2 separate regions of the Homo sapiens genome follow, and region 2 is linked to region 1. Evidence: read pairs that join two places in POLR2A ChIA-PET (ENCODE). Cell type or tissue: PC-3. All regions are shown on one strand. Links, peaks and the distances in the headings refer to the core of each region. The heading gives the core; the rest is flanking DNA.

What was found. Peaks named below come from ENCODE experiments on the same cell type or tissue, not always from the same donor. Only the 100,000 strongest peaks of a DNase experiment are listed, where the experiment ranks them.
Region 2: POLR2A ChIA-PET joins it to region 1 with 6 read pairs; 6 of 35 experiments call an interaction of 5 or more read pairs at or near these places.

Annotation. Positions count from the first base shown.
Region 1 is chr16:81,529,401-81,540,429 of GRCh38, reverse strand. All of the region lies in intron 1 of CMIP (c-Maf inducing protein), which reads right to left. It overlaps MIR7854 (microRNA 7854), which reads right to left and starts at 6,528; the gene lies at 6,464-6,528. RefSeq lists enhancers at 7,149-7,648, 7,649-8,150. In PC-3, for the core only: no CTCF peak of the experiment used is centred there; no DNase peak of the experiment used is centred there.
Region 2 is chr16:81,394,884-81,405,912 of GRCh38, reverse strand. No RefSeq gene overlaps it. Among named protein-coding and RNA genes, the nearest start is that of MIR4720, 15 kb to the right of the region's middle. RefSeq lists enhancers at 2,086-2,165, 7,565-8,115, 8,116-8,666. In PC-3, for the core only: no CTCF peak of the experiment used is centred there; a DNase peak (open chromatin) is centred at 4,662; H3K4me3 peaks cover 614 bases; H3K27ac peaks cover 2,637 bases.

The sequences.
Region 1 (11,029 bases), core at 3,615-7,614:
TCGGGAGGCTGAGGCAGGAGAATCACTTGAGCCTGGGAGGTCAAGGCTGCAGTGAGCCGTGATTGTGCCCGTGTACTCCAGCCTGGGCAACAAAGTGAGACTCAGCCAGGGTGAGCAAGCCCATCTCACGGATCAGAGGCGGCACAGGATGGAGCTCTCCAACAGGCAAGACTAAGGAAAGCCGGGGACTCATCAAATCAGTGTGCTCTGACGAGACACAAAAAGGCCAGCGATGCTGGTCACTAAGCTGCCCTGGTGAGCAAGTACTTTCGGCCCTTGCTTCGTCTTTCCGTTTGGATGGATGTGCTCCACGTCTGACAAATTCACAATGAAGTGACACTAAAAACGACCTTTCAAGGTGGCTGAGATTACTGTGCAAATTAGAGAACTACTTTCGGCTTCGTTCACTGCCATCGTTTGTTTCTGTCACTCATTCACCAATAACATGGTGGTCCCTGCTACATCCAGGCCCAGTGCTCAGGGCTGGGGGCAGAGTTGTACACACGGAGCACGTAGAGAGACATAAAGCAACCAATGGACAGTTGGTTATTATTTCATGTAAATTGTGCTATGAATCACATGCTATGAACTGTGCATTCATAAAGAGAATGACTGTCCTGTGGTGGGGGAATGGTCATGGAAGGTCCAGTGGAGGTGGCACTGAAGATGAGGCGGAGGGAATTAGGAATGAGTGAGTGAAGGCAGGAGGGAAGCTTAGTCTTGCTCTTAGCAGGAACTGCGGGCCTCAGGTGGTAGGGAGGAGGCTCCAGCTGAGAAAAGGAAACAGGACGCAGGGTAGGAGCAGTTAAGGAGCTCCGAGGTGCAGTAAGAGTGGGAGAGGCAGGGCCAGACAGAAACATACCTAGCCCTGTAGTCCTGATCAGAACAAGGAGTGTTTCCTAAAAGCAACAGCGAAGCATGAAGGATTCTTGAGCAGAGATGTGGAGTGCCCTTCTCTCACTCCCAGCAGAAAACAATGATTGAGCAGATCTGTGCTTCAAACGGCCCTTGTGTGCATCCATCCCCGCAGGGCCTGCAGACATTGGTTTCAAGACCCCCTGAACAGCCAGACATTGTGCAGCTGCCCTGGCCCATCATCCTCCACCCCCAAGGACGCCTGGTTAGAACCTTCTCACCATTCCGCTCAAACCTTCAGACTGCCGGGCTGATGGAAACATTCCCAAAATGTTTTTCTGTGCAATTGAGATGCCGGCCTGGAAAATCCCTGCTGCAAGCATTTCTTTCTCACAGGAGGCTACACCCAACTGTTTCGCTGCAAGATTCTGCGTCACAAAAGGGATATCCCCAGCTAATATGACATTCAAGCGAATGGAGAATCTGAGCTGCCTGAATTCAGGGTAATCGGCCCATCGGTGTGTGCTCTTCCTCGGCACTATCTAATCGAATTTTCTGTGTGCATGAATATAAATACTGTTGTCTGACCCACAGTGAACTTGTAAATAGCCTGATTATATCAACCTTAGTAGATCAGGTTTCCACAAACAGATGGACACCGTTCATTTTATTTTAATTTAAAATGAACACAATTTCCACTGGATACAGATAAAATTAATGACCTTAGAATCAACTTGCCTGTGAAAAAAAAACCTGATAATCATATTATTGCCCGAGAAGATCATAACAAAGTCTTGGTTTGGAATATCACGTGCTATTTTGAACTTAATGCCTTTTTCTATTTCCTTGGAATGAGAATATCCTGACACATTCTTCAGGGTGGACTCAACATCAGTGTGACTTGGCTTAAATGGCAGAGGATAGATCACCACCCCAAAATTACTGAAACCAAGAGATCCACAGGATCAAGACCAGACCAAGAAAATCTTATAAAATGGTAATCAAATCAACTTCCTATCAAAACCAGGCTCTTCTTAAATTGCAGATATCAACTTACTCAGCTCGCGAAGTAAGAACATGGAGACACAGGCTGGCCCCAAACAAATCCCCTGAGAAAATAAAAAGCTAACCCACAGCACATTCACTAATGATGATGAAGCTGTTTTGGACCACATTTCAACTTTGTTCCAACAACCCCTTAGAGTGAAATTCGGCAGCCTTCTCTCAGTGTTTATGCAACTGGGCCACTGCAGGCAGGAGCCACCGCCGGGGGCCGCCTATGTCTTAAGTGTCTCTACTTTATGAGTTTCCATGGGCAGGCAGCCCATGCTTATGGGTGTCGCTCTGAGAATGAGACGGACTCAGGCCTTAGCCCCTCTTGACTCCCTACCACTTCCCTAATCTGGAGCAAGTCATTTTACTTGCCTGAGCCTCAGTTCCCCCATCTAAGAATGGGTACAATGATAGCAGCTACCTCACAGGGTTACAGGGGGATGCAACGAGACTGTGGTGTGTGTGTAATGGACCAGGCACAATGTCTTCTGCAGGGCAAGCCCCTGGTGAGTGGAAACGATGATTGTTATTGTTCTGTCCGGAATGCCGGGTCTCTTCCCACCCGCCTCGGCCTGACGGCCAAGACTCTGCACCCAGGGCTCTCTCCACCCTCTGTGAGTTCCCCGACACCTTCAGCTGACCCTTGCCCTGCACCCCACGCATGCAGCCCCCACCACCCCAATCTCTTGCTGCCACTTCATACCACAGGGTGTTTCCCTGCTCAAAGCGGGAGGCTCCTGAAATCCTCATGGCTAATCCTCCACTGAACTTTCACCAAACTCCCATTTGGGGCATTTCTTTTCTTTTCTTTTCTTTCAACAGAGATGGGCGTCTCACTATATGGACCAGGCTGGTCTCGAACTCCTGGCCTTAAGCGATCCTCCCATCTCAGCTTCTCAAAGTGCTGGGGTTACAGGAGTGAGCCACCGTGCCCAGCCTCTATTTGGGTCTTTTTTTTTTTTTTTTTTTTTTTTTGTCTTTTTTTTGGAGACGGAGTCTCTCTCTGTCACCCAAGCTGGAGTACGGTGGTGCAATCTTGGCTCAGAGCGACCTCTGCCTCCCAGGTTCAAGCAATTCTCCTGTCTCAGCCTCCCAAGTGGCTGCAACTACAGGTGCGTGCCACCATGCCTGGCTAATTTTTGTATTTTTAGTAGAGACAGGGTTTTACCATGTTGGCCAGCCTGGTCTTGAACTCCTGGCCTCAAGTGATCCGCCCACCTCGGCCTCCCAAAGTGCCGGCATTACAGGTGTGAGCCACCGCCCCCAGCCTATATGGGGCGTTTCTATCCAACTTTATTTCTCAGGATGCCCCGACACTCCAGGCCAAGGCAGGCTCACACGTGAACATTGTGACGGCCAGGACGGTGAGCAGGGGGGACCCTGCTCTGAGTCTGTAGCCCAGTTCTGCCATGACTGGTCCTGAAGTTTCCAGCAACTTACTCTTAAAGTCACACTAATATGTCATGGGAAAAATGCCAGACAAAATCATACATGCCAAACAACTGCACAGATGTGGAGTTCACAAGCGGGCAAAACCATTAGACACTGATACAAGCCAGGAGAGCAGTTACCCCTGGGGAGAGCAACGGCTGGCGGGAGGTGCAGGGCAGGGGGTGGGGTACTGCTCAGTATGTTGTCTCTTGATTTGGGCGCTGGTTACACGTGCGTGCTGAGTTGGCAAAAATTCACTGAGCTGTACGTGTGCATGCTTCCGGATGTATGTGACGCACGTATGTTTCTATAACAACATTTTACTGGAAAAAAAAAAGACAAGCAGTGCCTCAGTTTCCTCATCTGAAAAATGAGAGGTATTAACACCTACCACAAAGGCTGGTGCTGTTGTCCCTCGGCCTCCTGCTCTAAATAAGTTCTACCCACTTCATCAAAGGTCATGAACCAGGTGTCCACCTGAGGTAGCCAACCCTAATTCTGCATTTATAGAAAGAAGGTTCCGGAGACGGGTTGTGCTACAATGTGAATATACTTAACACTATTGATCTGCACACTTAAAAATGGTTAGGACAGGGCATTATGTTCTGTGTATCTTATCACCATTTTTTTAAAAAGATGAACTATAAGAGAATATTCTTATCCTGACGATCAATTTATAATGCCCCCGAGTTAATGACAGGTGAGAGAGGTACCGAATAGCAAGCACACAGGCCACACTGGGTCCATCCAGGGCACACCCTCCCTGCATGGCGCAAGGTAAGATGAAGACTTCCAATTGCCACAGCAAGGCAAGGAGCACTCCCAAGTACCTTTGGTCATCCTCACAACAAGTTCCAGGTCACCCTCAGCAAGCTGGAAGCCTTCACACCAAACAAGCCTCTCCTCGTGAAATTTTAATAATTAACACTTACCTGATTTCAAAGGTTTTACAGGGAAATTAATCTTCATACTGGCTGGTTATGGCTGCTCTGCAAAGCCAGGGGTCGGGGGATGCTTCGGGTCCCTGCTTATGAGTTTACACTGCAAACAGGGATCACATCAGCCCACAGCACACAGCAGACAAGAGGTCCCTTGTCACCGAGGTTCCCTGGGCCCTCAGGTGACACGACTCTCTCTGGGAGGAGATCCAAGATGCTCTCGCCTTGAAGTCAGCGTGGACAATTTTCTCAAAAACCTGGAACATGTAAACTGACCTGGAGTCCTAGGAGCTTGTGGGAATGCTCAAGTGCAAAACTTTCTATCACTGTAACAGCTTGTCAGCCAGTTCAGAGTCTGGGGTGACCTCGGTAATTTATGGTGGGAGGGGAAGGTGGGTAACAGGGTCCAACATCTGTAAACGAGTGTCTGAACACTCAAGGGCAACTGATCACCAAACTGACTGATGCTTCAAATGAGGACGTACCTTACAAAAAGTCAACATCAATGGAAATAATAATAATTGTATTATTACTAATAGATTAAGGGCTTTTTCTATGCCAGGCACAGTACTACAAAATTCACGTGTCTGATCTCATTCTTGCTAGTAGCTTCATGCAGCTTTTTCTGACTAGCTCCACTTAGAGAAAGAACGTACAACAGCTGTTTAAAAAAAAAAAAAAAAAAAGCATTCCAGTGCTATACCATGAGCAGAAGTGACAGGAAAGAAGCACAGGGAAGCATCATGAGACACAGCCCACGAGAAGGTTAAATACACTGGAATTTTATGCATGTGAGATTCTCAGACAGCATTTGGCTGTGTGACCTTGGGCAGGTTGCTTGACCTCTCTGGTGCCTCAGTTCCTTCATCTTTAAAAGGAGAGGGCTCAATTTTAAAAAAATTATGGGCCACGTGGTGGCTCACACCTGTAATGCCAGCACTTTGGGAGGTTGAGGCAGGCAGATCACTAGGTCAGGAGATCGAGACCATCCTGGCTAACACAGTGAAACCCCGTCTCTACTAAAAGTACAAAAAATTAGCTGGGCATGGTGGCAGGTGCCTGGAGTCCCAGCTACTCAGGAGGCTGAGGCAGGAGAATGGCATGAACCCGGGAGGCAGAGCTTAGAGTGAGCCGAGATCACGCCTCTGCACTCCAGCCTGGGAGACAGAGCAAGACTCCGTCTCAAAAAACAAACAAACAAAACACTATGAAGCTGGAATAAAACAGCACAGTGGCAGAGCAAGGACAGTATATCAGTGGTAACTAACAGAAAGCCTAAAAGGAAACTTAGCACATATTTGAAAAATTTAGTATCTGATAATAGCAATATTTTAAAGCAATGGGAAAAGGGCACACTATTGAGTGAATGATAACAGACAATCCATTAACTATTTGGAGGGAAGGAATAGCATTATTCCCTGCCTCACACCTTATACCAAAAATTTATCCTGGGTGTAGGTGCTTAGTTCTAGGTTAATTTTACAGTTCTATAGTTTTGTTTTTTTTTTTATGGGGAATGTTTGCTCAATCTTAAAATTTGGAAGAACTCTCTAAGCCACGAAGACACTAATTAAGAAGTCACTAATTAAGACACTCAACTCTGACCACAGAAAAATATATAACTTCTATATATCAATAAATACCTCAAACAAAATCAAGAGACTAGAAAAACAAAAAAAGTTGGAGAGTAATAACTGCTACATAAATGATTTGAAAAAGGATGAACAGTTTTCTATATTTCAAAAGAAACCCTTACAATCTTTTTTTAAAGACACATGCCATAATTGAAAATAAAACACACAAAGAATATAAACAACTTGCGGAGCAAATGCAAACAGTCAACAAACCCATAAAATGAGGGCAGTGAATGAGGTTTAATGGAACAAATCCTGACTGAGGGCCACTGGGCAACATTCACAATTTTAAAGAGCTCAGAGTCCACTGCTATTGGGTATGTGTGGCCTTGCTGTGTGGTCAAAAGGGTGCATTCCTGAAAGTCCTGGCTTTGAAACGCAGCCTGGCCACAGGCTGCCCGGGTGCAGGAACCAGTGTGGCCCAGCTCCAGCGTGGAGATGCTCTGACCCACAGGCAGCCGTGGTAGCCGTGAGCAGTAGCTCTCACGGGGCCCTCTCCTGCCCTGCCTGGAACCAGATGGTGGAGAGAAGAAAATGCTCATCTCTGCGCCCTTCCTTCCCATCTGCGGTCACCTCAGCTGCCCAGAAGATGCTCAAGGTGATGGAGATGGAAGGAAAGGGCAGGAGAGGTTCACTGCCTCCTTCTGACTAGTGTTCCCTGCGGCCCTGCATGGACTCCACCCCGGTCATGCTCTCAGATCTGCTAGTGCAGCCCTCTGATTGTAAAAATAAAGCACATAGGCCAGGCGCGGTGGCTCATGCCTGTAATCCCAGCACTTAGGGAGGCAGAGGCAGGTGGACTGCCTGAGCTCAGGAGTTTGTGACCAGCCTGGGCAACACGGTGAAACCCTGTCTCTACTAAAATACAAAAAATTAGCTGGGCATGGCGGCACGTGCATATAGTCCCAGCTACTCTGGAGGCTGAGACAGGAGAACTGCTTGAACCCGGGAGACGGAGGCTGCAGTGAGCCAAGATCACACCACTGAATGCCAGCCTGGGTGACAAAAAGAGACTCCGTCTCAAAAAAATAAAAATAAAAATAAAAACAATAAAGCACATAATGACAATAATATAAAAAATCATGCACATAACCTTAGCTACCATGTACTGAGTGGCTACCATGTACTTAACAGGCAAACTTTATTCCAATGGACAAAGTGAGTGCTGCAAAGTTTGACTGACTGATGATTCATTCATTCGTTCACTCACTCAAAACTATGTACTGAGCATCTAGCAGGTGCCAGGCCCTGTTCTAAATGCTGGGGATACAGTCATGGGGAAAAAACAGGCAAACCCCTGCCTTTCTAGTGGGATGGAATAATAAACAAAATAAGTAAGAAACGCGTGGTCTGTCAGATGATAACATATGCTCAGGAGAAAAAAACGTAAGTCAGGGAACGAGAAATAAAAAATTGTGGGAGTGGGTGCCAACTTTTTGGATGGATGGAATGATCAAGGACAGCCCAAGGAGGTGACTTCTGACAGGAGACAGGAGGGAAGCGAGGGAGCGTGTGGTGTGGGTGTTTAGACAACAGGCATCCCAGGCAGAGGAAGCAGTCAGGGCAAAGGCCTCGAGGCACAGCAGGCTTGGCGTGTCCAAGGAGGCAGCCCAGATCACACCATCAGTAAGGGAGGGAGGCTTTCACTTGCCATGCTGTCTGGGCAGAGAGGCGCAGGAGGCAACACGGTGTGTCCAAGGTCACACAGTTAATCATTGAGAGATCAGCCAAGCATGGCACACTGGAGTCAGGGCACAGAGCTGCATCCCAGGGAGTCACACCCCTCCACATCCCAACACTCTGATGTCACACCTCCACCTTCCTTGGAGGCTCCTGGAGGAAAGGCCCAGGTGACAGCTCTTCCCTGGCACCAGGTGGGTCTCCTGGCTTCGCCTCCCGCTGCCTCGGGACCTGGGAAAGGTTCTCCCGACTCAGCTGCTGGGCAAGCCGAGGCCTCCTGTGGTGGCGAGACTGAGCGAGGGCAACAGCGCTAGTCCCTGGGGAGGCTCAGGGCGACCCCCGGGATTCTAAAGGTACTTAGAGACTGCGAATAAGTTCAGGGATTTATCTGTTGGGCTCAATGTATTGGCCTGGCAGGAAAGGTCATTCAGGAAATTTTTCAAAATTAGTGATAGTCAATCTTCTAAAAGACAATTATATCTGTGCGTATACCTCCTGCATCAGCGTGTGGAACATACACGCACACGCAGGTGCACACACACTTCTACCTAACACACGTCCGAATGTGAACACCACTTGTTCAACTTCGACATCTAATGATGAGGTGATCCGTGGCCAGCGTGAAGATACGCAGAAAGCATGGACTCCTGAGCCCTGGGACTGCAGTCTGAAAGCAGCGGAAACACTTCGGACCTGGGCACCTTGCGCACCTCGCTTCTTTAGCTGTCCTTGGCCTCGATTTCCTTATCTGTAGAGTGGAGCTCACCAGATTGCTAGGAGAACTACAGAATAAAGCGCCCGACTTAGTGCCTGACATCCAGAAGAAGCGCCATGAAATGGAAGCTATCAAATCGCAGGACAGTTTTAGAAGTATGTGCAGTGCAATCATTTCATTTAGAAGACAAACCAAACCCATGTAAGCAAATTTATGAGCCATTTCTAAATACAAATAGCAATGGAGGTGAGATAATCAACAACTAGCCCCAACTAGTAATTTGCAACAGAAATGAATGTTTCTTAGTCAATCATCTTCTGTTTCCCCCTTCCTGGTGGTGACATGGTTTGAATCAGCCAGTCTGGGAAAAGCCATGACACACGGGTTGACCTCTTGAAAGCAGTTAACTTGGAAGGAAAAGGAATGATTCTTAAACCCAGTGAACCCAGTTCTCCAAGCAAAGGTCGGGCGGCAGGCCCAGGCTTGCCCCTCGAGGTGTGGCCCGAGCCTCCTCAAGCCATGTGAGCACGTCACAGAGATGCCTCAAGTGTCCCAACTTCCTACTTGGTCAGCACTAACCATGCGGGTAGAGACGGCCTGGTGTGAAAAACAAAACACGGGTAGGGTCGTAGAATCGAGACTGGACTGAGGGCATTGATGTCCCAAGGGCCTCCTGAACAACAGACCATAAACCAGGTGGCCTGCATATCAGCAATGTGCTTTCTTAAAGTTCTGGAGGCTGAGAGTCCTAAGTCAAGATGTCAACAGGGTTGATTTCCTCCGGAGGCTCTGAGGCAGGATCTGCTCCACACCTCTCTCAGCTTCTGGGGCTTCTGGGGCTGCCAAAATCCTTGGCATTCCTTGGCTAGCAGCTGAATCTGTCTCTGCTGTCACACGGTGCTCGTCCCTGTGTGTCTCTCTGTGTCTAAGTTTCCCTCATCTTTTACGGACACAGTCACTGGATTTGGGCCCACTCTCCTCCAGCATGACCTCCCGCATGACCTCCAGCATGATCTTAACTTGGTCGCATCTGCAAAGTCCCTATTTCCAAAGAAGGTCATGCTCACAGGTACAGAGACTACAGCGTAAACGTGCCTTTTGAAGGCTACAGTTCAACCCATAACAATGACGATCCCAGAAGACATCAGAACAAGCTCAGGCTAGCTGGTGGCTACGTTCGACAGTTCAGCAGGAGAAGGGCGGGTGGGCTGAGTACTCAGGGCTCGCTTTTCCAATTATTCTCCCTGGGACGGTAGAGAAATTTCTTTTTTATGCAGAAGAAGCTGAACTGATCGAAGATAATGTATGTAAAAGAGGGTACGTGCCTAGCACACAAATGCCACTTAGTGATGCCACCTTGGATGGATCTGGAGGAGGCTCGAAGCTCTGACACTCGGTGACATTTCCACTACCCGGTGACACAGAAGCCTCGGAGGTAGCAGCCACGCGGGCACCCAGCTAAGGGAGAGATGTGGGAGGCGGGCGGGAGAGGCTCTGCTCTGCCTTGGGAAGCGGTGAGGAAAGCTGAATAAAGGCGCAGGCTTTTGTGAGCAGAGGCAAGAGACTCGAGTGAACTGCCAGGAAAGTCAGCTGCCAGGGGTGCCAGGTGAGTCACTGACTCAGACGGGCTACACCGATCCCACAAAAGACACGTCCTCCCACCAAGAGAAATCTGTTTGACTTTAGAAAAGTACAGGTTACAGTGATACTCACTACACACCCCACCTTGCAGCGCAACAGAGGCGAGACGGGAGGAACAGGAACTGCACCTAGGTCCCTGAGGGATCCGGATCCACCTTTACTGGGATTTTATTTCCCCCAAAAGCAGGACTCTACTCAAATCACATTCGCCTGGGGTAATAAAGTATCAGAATCCTCTAGTAAGAAGGCTGGAGCCTCATAAGACGTGGGACCCTGGTAGGAATGGATCAGATTCTGTGACTTTCCTTGATCCTGAATGAGTCTGATTTTCCCCCTGGGCTTAATTTTAACAACGAATGATCTATAGAGATAAATTTATAGCGGCCTGACTGAAAGATGGACTCTTTGAGAAGGTTTTCACGCAGTGATGATGGTCTTACTGTCCCCAGCCAAAAACCCTATCCTCTCACTGTTAATGCGGACCCTCGTACAAAGGTTTTCAGATGTCCCTGCACCTGCCCATGTATAAGGTTCCTATGGCTGCTCAAATGGCCACACACGCAATGGCTTCTTCTCTTACAGTTCTTGAGGTCAGAGCCCAACACGGCCTCACAAGGCTAAAATCAAGGTGTGGGCAGGGCTGGCTCCTTCTGGAGCCTCCAGAGGAGAAGGAGTATCCTTGCCCGTTCTCCAAGGCTGCCTGCATTCCTTGGCTGGTGGCTCCTTCCTCCATCTTAAAGCCGGGAATTGCAAGGCTGCTCTCTGCCTCCGCACATCTCCTCCTCAGACTCAGACTCTCCCACCTCCCTCTGTCCCTGGTAGGGACCCCTGTGATGACACTGGCCCCCCTGGATAATCCAGGGTAACCTCCCCATCCCAAGCTCCTCAACCCAGTCTCCTCTGCGGAATCCTCTTCATCCTGCAGGCAGCATATTCCATTTCTGGGGAGTAGGACATGGGCATCTTTGAGGGCCCATGAGTCTGTCCACCACACAGATCTCACTGCCCCACAGTTTCACAGCCCATCTCCTCGAAGACCAACAAGCCCCAACCAAACTGCTGACAGATCCAGAGCCATCTAT
Region 2 (11,029 bases), core at 3,142-7,141, 130 kb after region 1:
ACCCGGCGCTGACCCACCCGTATTCTCATAAGAATGTCTGACGGTGGAGACGCTGATCCTGAGAGGAACCTCAGGCACGCAGGTTCCAACCCGGAGTCAGGCTGGAAAAGTTGAGGCTCTTCAAAGAGACTACGACTTTGAACCTGGGTCCATGTAAGCTCCAGTCATCCTTCAAGGAATGTGACTAACGTCATCCATTGATGAGGGCAGGAAAATGTCAGATAAAAGACATTTTCTGATAAGTTAACAGGTTACTTTCACAGTATGCACATTCTAAAGCCCTTGTTTTCACAAAGAGAGAGGAATACCTTTTATGTTAATAATAAAAAGTAGTTTCCCTGTTTGATAAATGTGCAAATATTTAAGGCTGTGGAGAAATAGGGACACTTTTATACTGTTGGTGGGAGTGTAAATTATTTCAACCGTTGTGGAAGACAGTGTGGCGATTCCTCAAAGACCTAGAACCAGAAATACCATTTGACCCAGCAATCCGATTGCTGGGTATATACCCAAAGGAATATAAATCATTCTGTTATAAAGATTCATACATGAGTTTGTTCATTGCAGCACTATTCACAATAGCACAGACATGGAATCAATCCAAATGTCCATCAATGACAGACTGGATAAAGTAAATGTGGTACATTTACACCATGGAATACTATGCAGCCATAAAAAGGAAAGAGATCATGTCCTTTGCAGGAACATGGATGGAGCTGGAAGCCATTATCCTCAGCAAAGTAACACAGGAACAGAAAACCAAATACTACGTGTTCTTGCTTATAAGTGGGAGCTGAACATTGAGAACACATGGACACAGGGAGGGGAACAACACACACTGGGGCCTGTCAGCAGCGGGGTGTGAGGTGAGGGAAAGCATCAGGATAAATGGCTAATGCATGTGGGGGGCTCAATACCTAGGTGATGGGTTGATAAGTGCAGGAAACCACCATGGCACACGTTTACCTATGTAATAAACCTGAACATTCTGCGCATGTATCCCGGAACTTAAAATAAAATAAAATTTTAAAAAGTGGAATTTGGGGGTGTCACAGTTCCTGCCTGGGCCCCCCATGGTTGGGCTCTGGCTGTCACTCAGAGGGATGAGGCTGGAGTGCCAGGCCCCAGCCAGATCAGGAAAGGCCTCAGAACTCACATTAAGGAGCTTGAATTTCATCCCGAGTTTATTGGGAAATTGTTGGTGGATGTTAAGTAGGAAGTAATGTGATCAGATTTGCATTTTAGAAAAATCAGTCTGGCTGCAGAGTGGATGGTGGAAGGGAGCAGGGCAAGGCTGGAGCCAGGGAGGACAGTTAGGAGACTGCTGGGGCCATCAGGGTGTACGTGTGTGTTGGGGAGGGGGCAGTGGTGGTCTGAGTCATCCAGAGGGCATATTATGGTGGCATGGATCATTTGGAGGGGGGGGGTATGGTGATGGCTTGATTCATCTGGGATGGGGTGGGGTTTACAGTGGCCCCCATCTTCTGTGAGGCTGGGGGAAGAAGTAACTGTGACCTGGATTAATAACTGGGCAGTGGGGAAAAGAGCCATGTGCAACCTACCCTCTGTGGCCCGTGCCAGGCACGGCTCATGTAACCCTCCTAGCAAACCTCTAGGGTAGCTCCACTGTGATTACTGCCAGCATTTTACAGGCAACGGCACAGGTGCACAAAGGGCTTACCCTTGCCACGGTCACAGCGGCGGGACCCCGGCCTCAGCAGCGGGACACCAAAGTCTGAGCTCAGGCTCAGAGAGACGTCCCAGCACTGTTTCAGAGGCAGCACTGTGGGGTCTCAGGGCTGGATTCCGGCTCGGGGGCAGGGTAACTTGTGTCTGGGTGGACTGTTCATGGGCTGCCCACCCTCACATGTGGACAAAGAACTCAGTTCCTGCTGTTCAGCCCGGAGCCGCCACCTCAGACCTGCTCATGCTGCAAATGGAGGGAAGGTGGCCCTGACCTGGGTGGGTGCAGAGGCGGCGCAGCTTCCCCAAGGCAGGCATGGACCAGACCGAGCTCTGACGCTGAAGGTCATGGGCAGCCCCGAGTCAGGGCCATGAAGGGTGCGGGGGACCCGGCCCACCATGCCTCTCCACCATCGCCAGTGTCCAGCGATCCCTTCCGCACCGGACCTGCCTGGGAGGGGAGAGGACAGCGGCCGCTACCTTCTTCTTCGCCGCGGCCCTCGTGGGTTTGGGGCGCCCTCTGCTGGACGCTTTTATGGCCTGCGGTCTGATGCCAGGACGGCCTCAGGGGTTTGGTGACGGGACTGGGAGGAAGTCACAGGGAGAAGGTGGCCGGCCGATCCCCTGCCGTGAGAAGGAAGACACAGGGCAAACGAGCCTATGCTTTTCATCTCCCAGTTTTCGTGCCTCTTTCAATAGGGGTCTACCCCGTCGGCACCCCTAAATCCCCCACCCCATCACCCACTACAGACTTTTAGTGCATTTTTTATTTAGAATTCATTGATCCCACAATAATCAATTAAAATAATATTATTTATTCAAATTATTCAAATATTATTCAAATTATTTTAATGGTTGGAAGTACTCTTCCTGCTTATGTATTGATTTATTGGCTAGTATTTGGGTGCACAGAACCACTCCCGCTAACAGCTCTCCCTGGAGTGGCCATGGTATGCCCCATTCTCCATCACCCAGCTTCATCTTCACTTCTATTTTTTTTTTTTTTTTTTTTTTTGAGACAGAGTCTTGCCCTGTCGCCCGGGCCGGAGTGGAATGGTATGATCTCGGCTCACTGCAAACTCTGCCTCCCCGGTTCAAGCGATTCTCCTGCCTCAGCCGCCTGAGTAGCTGGGATTACAGACAGCCACAACCACACCCGACTAATTTTTATATTTTTAGTAGAAATGGGGTTTCTCCATGTTGGCCAGGCTGGTCTCAAACTCCTGACTTCAAGTGATCTGCCCGCCTCAGCCTCCCAAAGTGCTGGGATAACAGGTGTGAGCCACTGCACCCAGCCAAATCTATTATCAAGCCCATTATTCAGATGAGAAAACTGAAGTCCTGGCAAAGATTAAGTCCCGTGTCCAAGGCCCTCGATCAACGCTGGGCCAGATTCCCAGGCCAGTGCTCTCTTTTGCCTTGCCAGCCCTCCTGGCAGAGCTATAGCAGGCCCTGGCTAACACACAGGGATCCCCGACTTGTGCCTGCTATGCCTCAGTTTCCTCCTCTGCAAAATAGAGATAACGATAACAGCACTTACCTCAGAGGGATCATGTGAAGAGGAAAGGAACTAATACTTACATATATAACATTCTTGGCCAGGCGTGGTGGCTCACGCCTGTAATCTCAGCACTTTAGGAGGCCAAAGTAGGAGGATCCCTTGAGCCCAGGAGTTTCAGACAAGCGTGGGCAACGTAGTGAGACCATCTCTACAAACAATTTACAAGTTAGCCAGGTGCAGTTGCATGCACCTGTAGTCCCAGCTACTCAGGGGGCTGAGGGGGGAAGATCGCTGCCCAGGAGGTCAAGGCTGTAATGAGCCATGATCGTGCCACTGCACTCCAGCCTGGGTGACAGAGCAAGACCCTATCTCAAAAGAAAAGAATAAGCATTAAAATACATACATATATATATAAAATAAAATCCTTAAAGCCTGGCACAAGATGACTTCTCAACAAATGTGGGGGCGAGACGCGGTGGCTCACACCTGTAATCCTGGCACTTTGGGAGACCGAGGTGGGCGGGTCATCTGAGGTCAGGAGTTAGAGACCAGCCTGGACAACATGGTGAAACCCTGTCTCTACTAAAAATACAAAAACTTAGCCAGGCGTGGTGGCGGGCGCCTGTAATCCCAGCTACTCGGGAGGCTGAGGCAGGAGAGTTGCTTAAACCTGGGAAGTGGAGGTTGCAGTGAGCGGAGATTGTGCTACTGCACTCCAGCCTGGGCGACAGAGCAAGGCTGTCTCAAAAAAAAAAAAAAAAAAATCAACCAAACAAAAATGTGGGGTTTTAGTATCCACCAGCCTAGTACTCTCAGCCCTGGTTGCAAATCCACCTGGGAGATTGATTGTAATTAACCAATTAGAGCAGGACTGCCTCTAATTGGTCTCAGGTGGAGCCCAAACACGGGCGTTTGTGGAATCTCCCCAGGTGGTTCTCATGTTCAAGCAAAGGTGTAAAGTGCCAGGCCAGAGCCTCCACCGCAGGGCTGGTGTCCTGGGTGCCCAGGACAGTGGGCGGCAGCTGGCAGGTGCCAGGAAATGCTGAATGGCTGCTTCATCGCCCTTGGTGTCTACATTGCTTGTTACTCAGCATCGGGAGTTTAGATGTCATCTCCCATCAGTTAGGAGGGAGGTCACCCACTCAGACCTAGGTCATCGGCTCTGAAATAAAGATGGGCTTTGTCCCATTCTGAAATTCCCTAATCCAAACATGAAGTCATCCCAGCCCTGCCTTTGGAAGTTCCACTCAGGACTGAGCCAAGAAGGAGCCTGCCTCTTTCTTTCTAAAGTCACAGGCTGCGGGGCTCTGGATTCCCGGGATACGTCCAAAGGAGAAATTTGGGTCTAGCAAGGATAGGGGGTTGAGCAGAGGTCACTGAGCTCCCGCCACGGGCATGGATCCGGGCTCACCCCTGCCAAGTTTCTTGAATCCCTCTCCCGGAAAGGATGATAAACATGAGTCTTCATTTCCTCAACCGAAAATGCCCTGCAGGTTCAGGATAGGAATGATGACGCGGGGCTGGCCTGCGTGGGGTGGGGCTACTGCACAACAGTCATGCAGGCTGGTGTGTGAGCCTCCCGGCAGCTCTTCCAGGATCAGCTGGTCCCCACTTAAAGACAGCTGTGGCTTGGAGGGGTTAAGTGCTCCAGAATCCATGCACAATTTGTTGGAGTGTGAAGCTATCCATACCTCTTCTAGTCTGTCTATATGGCAGAATAAGATGCGGCTGAAACATCAGGCAGGGGCCCAAGAGACTTTCTTAAATTGTCTCTTTAAAATAACATGATTTCCATCCTGGGCAACAAGGCAAAAACCCGTCTCTACAAAACGTACAAAAATTATTACTAGCTAGGCATGTGCCTGTAGTCCCAGCTACTTGGGGTGCTGAGTGGGGAGAATCTCTTGAGCTCGAGAGGTCAAGGCTGCAGTCAGCCATATTCATGCCACTGCACTCCAGCCTGGGTAACAAAGTAAGACCGTGTCTCAAAATAATAATAATAAAAATAATAATAATAATAAATGATTGGCTAGACGACGTAGCTCATGCCAGTAATCCTAGCACTTTGAGAGACCAAGATTGGAGCATCACTTGAGGCCAGGAGACCAACACTAGCCTGGGCAATAAAGCAACATCCTGTTTCTACAAATAATAAAAATAAAGTAAAATAAAATAACATGATGGAAGATGAAGAACAAGTCTGGGAAGCTACGTGTTTCCTCATGGAGAGATTGGATCACCCTCATCTCCAGCTTGGTGTCTTGTGACAAGAGGATGGCACCGCAAATGTTTGTTGACCTAAACATTTATTTATTCACTCTTCAAAAGATATTTATTGAGCGCCTACTGGGCATTGTATGAGCACTGGGAAATGGAAAAGAAACAAGACTGACAAGGTCCATGGGCTGATGGAGCTGATATTCCAGTGAGTGTGTGGGGAAAGGGGTGGGCAGGGGAGAGAGACAAAAAAGTAAACAAATAAACAAAGATGATGAAAGATCATAATAAGGGCTGTGTATCAGTTATCTATTGTTGTATAACAAACACTCAACAATGTATGGCTTAACACAACCTCCATTTATTTCCTCACAATTCTGCAATGTGGGCTGGGCTCAGCTGGGTGGTTCTTTTGCTGGTCTTGTCTGAGGTCACTCACAGCCTCAGTTGTCTGTCATCAGGTGGCTTGAGAGGGACTAGTCTGAACAATTAGACTTACTTTTTTTTTTTTTTAAGTTGAATTTACTTTAAATGCAGAAACCAAAGCATTTCACAGAAACCTCCAGCTGAAAAATCAGAAGGTACGGCCATCCTGAGCCCACATTTCTGCATGGCAGCAGAGCATGTGCTGGGCAGTGGCTGCCCCCAGGAGATGGGGCATTGCTCCCCAGGTTCCCACAGCGCTGGCTTCTCTCTGGAGATTTCTAACACTGAGCCTATGTATCCACTGCCATTAAGACCCCTCAATGATTGTTGTTCTGACTATAGAGCTGAGAGGAAAGTGACACCTCTCTCCAACCCATGGCTCTAATCACAGTGGAAAGTGAAAATGGGCTGAGAAGAGCCTGCTTTTGGTTATTTGTATTCGTTATTTCTCACCACCTTTGCTTCACTTTTGTAACCACTTTGGCCTTTGCAGCATTTTAACCCTTCTGATACAGAGTGGGAGGAGAGGGGCAGAGAAGTCTTCTGTAAACAGGTGACTTTGATGTTGTGTCCTGGAGGATGAGAAGTTGGTAGCTGGGCATAGTGTTAGGGGGAGATGCAGTACCAATGTCCTGAGAGAGCCCCATGGCTGCAGCCCAAGGTAAGGGACTTCTTGCAGGGTCTCAGAGGGCATGTGCAAAGTTTGGGTTTCATTCTCAATGCAGTGAGACAGGAGCAGGAGGTTAAATGGTGCAGCTGCCGTGGAAAACAGCTTGGTGGTTCCTCCTGCTAAACATGGAGTTACCGTATGATCCAGCAATTCCACCCCTGGGTATATAGGCCCAAGAGAAGTAAAAACAGGGACTCAAATGCTTGTACTCAAATACTCATAGCAATGCTATTCACATTAGCCAAAAGGGGAAACAACCCAAAGGTCCATCAATGAAGGAATGGATAAACAAAATGCAGTCTATCCATACAACGGAATATTATTCAGCCATTATGAAGGAATGGGGCGCTGACCCATGTGACAATAGGGATAAACCTGCAAAATACCACACGAAGGCAGAGAAGACCATCACAAAAGGCTACTTACTGCGTGGCTTCATTTATATGTGTCCAGAACTGGCACATTCCTAGAGACGAACAGCAGGTTACTGGTTGCCAAAGGCTGGGGAGAGGGGGAATGAGAGTGACTATTCATGGGTACGGGATTTCCTTTGAGGGTAACAAAAAAATACCTTTTGGAATTCGATCAATGAACGCCCAACATCATGAATGTGCAAAATGCCACTGAATTGTTCTCTCTAGAGTGGCTGACATTTGGTCAATTTTACCTCAATTAAAAAAAGGAAAAAATGAGGCCAGGTGCAGTGGCTCACGCCTGTAATCCCAGCACTTTGGGAGGCCGAGGCAGGCAGATCACTGAAAGTTGGGAGTTCGAGACCACCCTGTCCAACATGGTGAAACCCTGTCTCTACTAAAAACACACACAAAAAATTAGCCAAGTGTGGTGGCGCACGCCTGTAATCCCAGCTACACCGGAGGCTGAGGCGGGAGAATCACTTGAGGCAGAGGTTGCAGTGAGGTGGTGTCACGCCACTGCACTCCAGCCTGGGCAACAGAGCAAGACTCCATCTCAAAAAAACAAAACAAAACCAAACAAAAAACAAACAAAAAGGAATAGAAGATAGGGAACATAAAAGAGAAACAATCAACACTGCGGTAGCTACGTTGCTGGTGATATTGAGGAAATGAGGAAGCCATTCTCATACCCAAAGTGGTGTTTCCTGTAGACAACCTAGGGGTGTGCAAGACTCTGGCTGGAGAGGGGTGGGTTAGCGGCACCAGGAGGGGTCCTCCCACGTGTGCACCTGCCAGCTTTCCTGGTGGCCCCCCCACCCCCCGTGATCTTGCCCCAGCATCAGGAATTGGGGGCGATCTGGTCAGGCAAGTCTCCTACAGCACTTAAACCCACGTTTCCGAATTGGATTCAATGGGAGGCAGCTTCCCAGTTAAAAGTCCAGGGCCTGGAGCTGGGGGGTGACAAGGTGGGCCTCCCAAAGACACTGATGACTGAGAATCAGACTGCAAAGGCAGGGGCCGGGATTGGGTAGGCGGTTTACAGAAGGTGAGCAGGATCAGCAGGAATTGCTGGTGAAGGCAGGAGGGTGCGTCTGTCGGGACTCCTCGCCCTCACTGCTGTCTAACAAGAAAGCCCGGGTAAGGAGAGGCCTCCAGCAGCTCAAGTGGGCCCAGGGACTCCGGCTGTAGCGTCTGTGGAGCAGGACATTTGAGTGGCTCAGATCTAGGGAGAACAGGACAGCAGGCTCTGACCAAGGAAAGCCATGGCAACGTCCGGCCAACTCTGGAAGCAGATGGGTCATTTCCAAGATGTCCTGAGAAGGGTCCTATTCCCGAGTCCCTCCCCTCTGGACTCATCAGATTCTGACTTAGAGGGTGGGCTGCATCGTTTTCCTGTGGCTGCTGTAAAAAAGCCCCACACACGCAGTGGCCTAAAGCAACACGGATGTGTTATCTCATCGTCCAGGAGGCCCGGTGTCCAATGCTGGGCTGGAATCAAGGCGTCAGCAGGGCTGCTTCCTCCTGGAGGCTCTCGGGAGAATCTTTTCCTTGCTCCTTGCAGCTTCTGGAGCTGCTGCATCCTTGGCCTTCGGCCCTGTGCCCTGCTCCAGCCTCTGTGTTGGTTGTCACATCTCTCTCTGACCCTCCCGCCTCCTTGATAAGGACTTTTGTGACTGCCGTGGGCCCTGATAGCGTTTGGATGTCTATTCCCTCCAAATCTCATGTTGAAATGTGGTCCCCAGTGTTGGCGATGGGGCCGGTGGGAGGTGTTTGGGTCATGGATGCAGATCCCTCATGAATGGCTTGGTGCCCTCCCCATGGTAGTGAGTTCACTCAAGAGTTGATTATTCAAAGAGCCTGGCACATGGCCGGGCATGGTGGCTCACACCTGTAATCCCAGCACTTTGGGAAGACAAGCGGGGTGGATCACTTGAGGCCAGGAGTTCGAGATCAGCCTGGCCAACATAGTGAAACCCGATGTCTACTAAAAATACAACAATTAGCTGGGCATGGTGGTGGGTGCCTGTAACCCCAGCTACTCAAGAGGCTGAGGCAGGAGAATCGCTTGAACCTGGGAGGTGGAGGTTGCAGTGAGCTGAGATTGCATCAGGAGGTCAAGAGATCGAGACCATCCTGGCCAACATGGTGAGACCCCCGTCTCTACAAAAAATATAAAAATTAGCCAGGGTGGTGCGCACCTGTGGTCCCAGCTACTCGGGAGGCTGAGGCAGAAGAATTGCTTGAACCTGAGAGGCAGAGGTTGCAGTGAGCCGAGATCATGCCAATGCACTCCAGCCTGGGCAACAGAGGAAGATTCCAGCTCAAAAAACAAACAAACAAACAAACAAACAAAAAACCAAAAAGCCTGGCACCTCCCACCTCCCCTCTCCTTGCTCCCTCTCTTGCCATGTGACGCCGTGTGACGCACCTGCTCCCCCTTCACCTCTCGCCATGGCTACCAGCTCCCTGAGGCTCTCGAGCCGATGCTGGTGCCATGCTTGTATGGCCTGCAGAACCGTGAGCCATAAAACCTCTTTTCCATGTACATTACTCAGTCGCAGGTATTCCTATTTATAGCAATGCAAAACGGACTAACGCAGGCCCACTTTGAAAATCAAGAATAATTGTCTCATCTCAGAGTCCGTAATCACATCTGCAAAGCCCTTTTTGCCACGTCAGGTGACATATTCACTGGTTCTAGGAGTAGGGTATTTGGGGAGGAGTAGATGTATTTGTGGGGGCAGGTGGCAAAGATCAGGAATCTCAAGGTCTTTTTCCTGCAGAGGTGAGAACTCTGACAGGGAGGCCCCTGAGCGCAGCTGGGCTCTTCTGTCTGTGTCTCTGGGGTCCACTGGAGCAGAGGAAGCTTTGTTGGTGCCGGTCTCATTGTATTGTGTCTAATGACACAGAGATGGCATAAAGAGGAAAGGACAGCCAGAGAGAGAATACAGGCCTGGGTATCACACAGATGTGGGTCCGAATCCTGGCTCTGCCTCAGACAAGCCATGAGACTTGCAGCAAGTTTGTTTTTCTTTTTTTTTTGAGATGGAGTCTCACTCTGTTGTCCAGGCTGGAGTGCAGTGGCATGATCTCGGCTCAACATGACCTCTGTCTCCCCGATTCAAGTGATTCTCCTGCCTCAGCCTCCCAAGCTGGGATTACAGGCATGTGCCACCATGCCTGGCTAATTTTTGTATTTTAGTAGAGATGGGTTTTCATCACGTTGGCCAGGCTGGTCTTGAACTCCTGACCTCAAGTGATCCGCCCACTTCGGCCTCCCATAGTGCTGGGATTACAGGCATGAGCCACCGTGCCCAGCCATAGAATAAGTTTCTTAATAGCTTCTGACTTTCTTATCTCTTCTCATCCTAGGAATATTCTGAATGTAATGACTAAGTTTAGCAACCTCTCCACAGGGCCTGGTAGGGGAGGTGTTTGATGAATGCTGGCCCTGGACAATCGCTGGGGAGTGCAGAGGACGGGAGAGGAGGGAGGCCAAGGCAAGCTGCACCTCCCTCTTCCTCTTCCACCCTGCCCCACAGCTTTGCTGGGCACACACGGGGCGGCTGTGGCAACTGCTCTCTGGCCGTGCTGGAATTGTGAGTTTCTCCTTTCCTGGTCACAGCTGATAAGTATATCCTGCTCGATACAAAACATCCACCCTTATGGCAAGAGTCCCAGGCTGGGAAATCCCTGAGCACCCCACCTCTAGCCCAAGGGAGCGTGCACTGCCTTTCCCCATAAATAGTTTAGGAGTACACAACTGTAGATGGTTGAGGGGTCTTCCCACCTCCTGGATCCATGCTCTGGGATGCAGCTGGGGAAGATGCAGGCTGGGCTGGCAGTGGCGACTGTGCGGAAGTGGCGACTGTGCAGAAGGGGGTAGTTTGTAGCTATCAGCACTGATGGGGCTCAGAGCTGAAGGCTTAACGGCCAGCAAGAGGAGGTCTCGACTGCACCAGCCACCGTTCTCTGCACTACCATGCATTAACTCACTGAGTTCTGGCACAACTCTGAGGCTGTGGGTCCTTGCCACTCACTGTCCCCAGGAAACTTGAGGCAGAGAGAGTAAGAACCCAGCTAATGAACAAGTTAGTGCTGGAGACTGGATTTGAA